Linked DNA regions of Homo sapiens: region 2 is linked to region 1. Evidence: read pairs that join two places in POLR2A ChIA-PET (ENCODE). Cell type or tissue: MCF 10A. All regions are shown on one strand.

Region 1 (2,500 bases):
AGCCAAGAGGGAGCCTGCTGTTCTGAAGTCCCCCGTGCAGCACTGCCCACACATGCTACCTCACCTCAGTGCTGGTTGTGAACACTTCTCATGTTCCTGCCCAGATTGTGGTTATGTTCCCAAGCAGCTGTCATCGCTGTGGTTCTACCAAGAGTAAGGCAGAGTCGGGTGGTGACAAGAGGGGAGGCTTTGAGACTAAGCTTATCTGGGTTCCAATAGGACTATATCAATGCCCTTAGGGAAGTTATGTAGCCTCTCTGAGCTTCCTTTCCACATCTGAAAACAGACTGGCTATCTATTTTACAGGGCTTTTGTTAGATTTACAGATAATATACATAAACCACAATAATTATTACTATAATCATAGCACTAATCGACCTAAAATATTTCTTGGAGTGATCATAAGAAACAAATAAGATAACATATGAGACAGAACTTCATAGAATATAAAATTATTGTGTTAATTTTTAACAAGAAGACTTGGAGTATGTTTGTGGGGGTTTTTTTGTTTTGTTTGTTTGTTTGTTTGTTTGTTTTTGGCAGAGTCTCGCTCTGTCTCCAGGCTGGAGTGCAGTGGTGCGATCTCGGCTCACTGCAACCTCCGCCTCCTGGGTTCAAGTGATTCTCCTGCCTCAGCCTCTCAAGTAACTGGGATTACAGGCATGCACCACCACACCAAGCTAATTTTGTATTTTTAGTAGACACAGGGTTTCACTATGTTGGTCAGGCTGGTCTTGAACTCCTGACCTCAGGTGATCTGCCTGCCTCGGCCTCCCAAAGTGCTGAGATTACAGGCATGAGCCGTGTCCAGCCCATTTGTGTTCTTCTATCAAATGGCCATATGTTGGTCATATGACCATACATTGGTCACATGATACAAGACCTCACAGATGCCCCACTAATTACCAGCCAGTACATCCTCCAACAGCTAAGCACTTTAGCTTTCAGAATATCTGTGCTCAAAGCTGTTAGAATGAATTCACTTAAAAGTCAACCAATAAAACTGGTGGAATCCTATGCTCAAACTGAGGTTTTGGTCCATATGGTACCAGACACTAGTTCAACTTAACAACCTATTTTCACCTATATATATATATATATATATATTTTTTTTTGGCGTCTTGTACACAGAGCATTACTTTTCTCACTGCTCAAGCCCAGAGAAATGCTGCCAAAAGCAAGAGAAAATGGGGTAGGATGTCAACCTAAATCACAGCCTCCATCTCAAGCCAACTAGGTAATCTTTCCAGCCCCATATTCAATCCTCTGGTTTCCAGCCAAGGATTTCCTGCCTGGGCCACTCAAGAGAAAGTAAACCCCACTGTCAAGCTATTCCCACTGTGGCCACCAGAGGGTCCCACAGCATTAGCTACAAAGCAAGAACACACCCTTTCCCAGTAAATTGTCCATTTTAAATATTTCCAGAAAGCCTTATGGCAGCCTCCCCAGCTTTCAGCCAATAGGACTGCCCAGAAACCCCAGAGCTAGCTGCTGCTAACATTGTTGAGGCGTCAGTTCATACCAAGCAGCCAGCATTTCACAAGGGGTTTGAGTCACTGGGGCCCCACAGAGTCCAATTTCTGTGGGTCTGAGCTCTCCCCAGCCACATTCCAGTATCATCAATGAACAAAGAGTATCTGTGGCTTCAGTAACTGTTTCCCTTTGACACAGCATCCAAATGTTTGCCTGGAACACCACTTGCTCTCAAGTTTTAATGAAGAGAGGAGAAATGCACCCTATCAGTCTGGCAGACCACAGTCCATGATAGGCAGGTCATGTCTTGCAGAGTTCTCCCCGAGTGCCAAACACTGGGATTCAGACAAGCTAGCATTCCGTTCTGCCTGATCACTTCACTGAAGGTGAAGAGTAAGTTGTCTTCTCCTTGGAAAAGGACATGTCCAAGATCACACAGCTAATGAGGGGCAGAGAAAACGTGATTTCCTCCCAAGCCTGTCTGAAACTCCAGAGTCTGCACTTACAACCACTATATTACATAATTGTTTTATTTTTTCCATTACCAACAAAAAGGGTTGACCAGATCCCTGTAGCTCAGCTGTACTCCCTCTCGGCCTCATCCCATGTCACACTTGCCTTGCTTCAGACACACTAGTGGTTTTTCAATTCCTCTAACAGACCCAGCTTCTCCTCATCTCTGGGCCTTTTCATGGGCTTTTTCCTCCCCTTAGGACACTTCCTCCCACCCCTCCTTTATTTGCAATCCTAGTTTCTCTTCCTCCTCTAAGGCTGGATTTAAGTATCCCCTTCTCAGAGAAGTCTTTCCTGATTTCCTACCTAAAATGGGTCCCTTCAATTCTCTCACTCAGACTCTTGATTTCCCATGATGGCACTCATTATAAACTTACCAAATTTTTGTATTAGTTTCATTTTCCCCTCTATTTCTATTTTATTTGCCTTCCTGAGGTAGGAGGTGGGACTTGATGCCAGAGGCGGAGCTCAGACACCAGATCAGATTGAGGACTAGCTAAAACAGGGCTTGGGC
Region 2 (2,500 bases), 170 kb before region 1:
TACTTGAGCTCCTGACACATCCTATAAATGTAGGCCTAAATAAACTCAGGAGTGTGCCCAAGGAGGTCAAGATCTCTGATGCTCAATGAGTTTCCAGAAAGGAGATAACAGCCAGGCTACCTTGGAAGGGAAGGAGAGCAACACACTGAATGCATAACCCCCCATGCCAGGTACTAGGCTAGGCACTCACATATTCGAGCTCATTTAATTTCTTCAACAATCCTGAGAAGAACTGCTATTCCCTTGCAGATCTGCCTGACCTCAGAGTCATGTTCTCTCTGCCTTGGACTGGATCCATAAATGTGACAAGAGGAAAACATAGAACATAGAGTCCTGGGACAAGTATACATGTCATATGCTTGTGTTAGAAAGTCTGAATTCTGACTATAGTTTTGCTATTAACTTGTGTGACCCTGCATGACCTTGCAAAAATCACACTGTCTCTCCTGAGACAACTTTTTGCTTTTCAAAGGCAGGAAAGCTCTGGATACTTGAAACAGTACTGTGGAGCCTGAGAGGTTTGAGATGACAGGGAACCTCCCTGTACTCACCTTCAGCAGCCCAACTCCTCGTGGCACAGAGATGGGGCATGAACACCCTGCAGAGGGGACTCCCAGCCTCTTCTCTTGCATACAGCAGGTGCAGCCCAGGTAACATGTCGCAACAAAATCCTTCCTGGGCCTCTCCCTTTGCTTCCACTTTTTCTCCCCTATCCTCCCCTAAGCCCTGAACCATGCCATCCTCCCATCCCCTCTTCTCTTGGGACAGGAAGATGCTGCTAAGTCTGATGCTGCAGAAAGCTGATGATTTCTTTTCTGCAGGGTGACTGGGGCCATGTGGAGCATTTGTGACCACAATAAAGAGATTGAAGATTAAAGGAGGATGATTAGGCAGAATTCCCATGGCAAAGTGGTGTGGTAATTTAGCCAAGTCATGGCTCAGGCATGCAGAAGGGTGTGAAGCCACTGTGGTGTAAGCATCAGGGGCAAGAGCAGCAGAAGAGAGAGCACTTGTCTGGGCTAGTCCCACTGTGTGAGAAGAATTGATGATGATGAAATTTTGTTCTTACTCCAACGTGGCTGCAGCTCTGCCATAAGCTCTTCCCAGAATCCTTTTGACTGTTAACAGTTCTATCTTCCTCACTAAGCATTCGTCAGGAAGATAAATGAATAAGTGAATCAATGAACTAGGCAACCAGTGGAGAAAACTCTTACTTGATTTCCAACCCCTCGATCATATCTTCTTGTTTCTTGACTACACCAAGATTTTGCTAGGTGGACATGACAAGTAGGTGTATTATGCAAGCATCAACTGCCCCCACTTATGGGACCAGGCAATAAACCACAGAGGACTGGGGACAGCACCCCTCCCCAGTCCCAGATAATCTCCACCAAAGCCCTTACACCATCCCCTAGTAGCCTCTACTACTCTCGCTGTGCTTTACTGGCAAAGACCTCAGAAGGATTACTTTCCTTACTCAATCCCTCATGAAAGCTCCCTGGCATTACCTGATTTTCTCTCCCTGCTCTCTCTGCCTGCTTTCTCATCCCTGCCAGATGCCTGGATCTGGCATCCTACTATGCCTGACAGCTAAGGGAATAAGACACAGGCATGAGCTTCTTGGGGACAGTGGGCCATCTGCTCCTCTGGGGAGTCTTTGAATTGACACCTACAAAGAATGGACTGGGCACTGACCTACCTGGGTCAGAAGCAGGGCAAGATGATCTTTAGAAGCCCTGATGAATCTGCTTCTGACCAATCACTGCTTTCAACTTGCCTGCTGCTCCCGGTACACATGACCACATTCAGCTTCCCTGCTGGTGACAGCTGGGGCTCTTGGGCTGTGCCTCAAGTCCCACCTCTCAGTTTGGCCTGGAAACTTTAGCATCCAGATATTTCTGGAGAAACTAAAGCAGTTCCTCTGTTATTTCTGCATGTAAACTCTTCAAGATACCAGCAGCCATCTCCCAAACCTCCTGAAATTATCACAGCCCACCACTGGTTCATCTACCAACACCATCTTCCTGCCCCATACTCTGTAAGGCTCTAGAATTTTCACACATTATTCTTTTTTATTTCCAAGAGCCAACAAGTTGCAAATAAGTTCTAAATCCCAAAAGAATACTGCTCAGGGGGCATGGACTTGTGGAGGTGAAACATCATCCAGTTCAGTCACCTACTGGGGTCCCAGCACTATGGCAGGGCTCATGGGAGAATCAGAAGGAGAAATCAAGGACTCTTCCCTCAGAGAATTCGTCATCTAATTCAGAGGCAAGAATTATACATAGGCAACAACAGAGAGTGCTAAAGAGCCACAAGAAATAAAAGCCTAGTTATATGTTTTAGAATCTCAGTCTACCACAGGCATTGGAGCTAGAGAGAGCCAGTCAGTCTCACATTTAAAGAACACCTACCTTGAGGACGACAAAGAGAGCTTATAGGAGACAGAGAGAGAAAGGAGGAGAAATCTTTCCTTCATAGTGAGGAAGAAAAATGTGGT

Evidence for each region. Peaks named below come from ENCODE experiments on the same cell type or tissue, not always from the same donor. Only the 100,000 strongest peaks of a DNase experiment are listed, where the experiment ranks them.
Region 2: POLR2A ChIA-PET joins it to region 1 with 13 read pairs; 2 of 35 experiments call an interaction of 5 or more read pairs at or near these places.

The regions. Positions count from the first base shown.
Region 1 is chr1:152,000,757-152,003,256 of GRCh38, reverse strand. No RefSeq gene overlaps it. Among named protein-coding and RNA genes, the nearest start is that of S100A10, 8.1 kb to the right of the region's middle. In MCF 10A, a CTCF peak has its summit at 1,361 (motif pointing right); a DNase peak (open chromatin) is centred at 1,416.
Region 2 is chr1:152,166,472-152,168,971 of GRCh38, reverse strand. No RefSeq gene overlaps it. Among named protein-coding and RNA genes, the nearest start is that of RPTN, 8.5 kb to the right of the region's middle. RefSeq lists an enhancer at 217-1,416. In MCF 10A, no CTCF peak of the experiment used is centred here; DNase peaks (open chromatin) are centred at 291 and 951.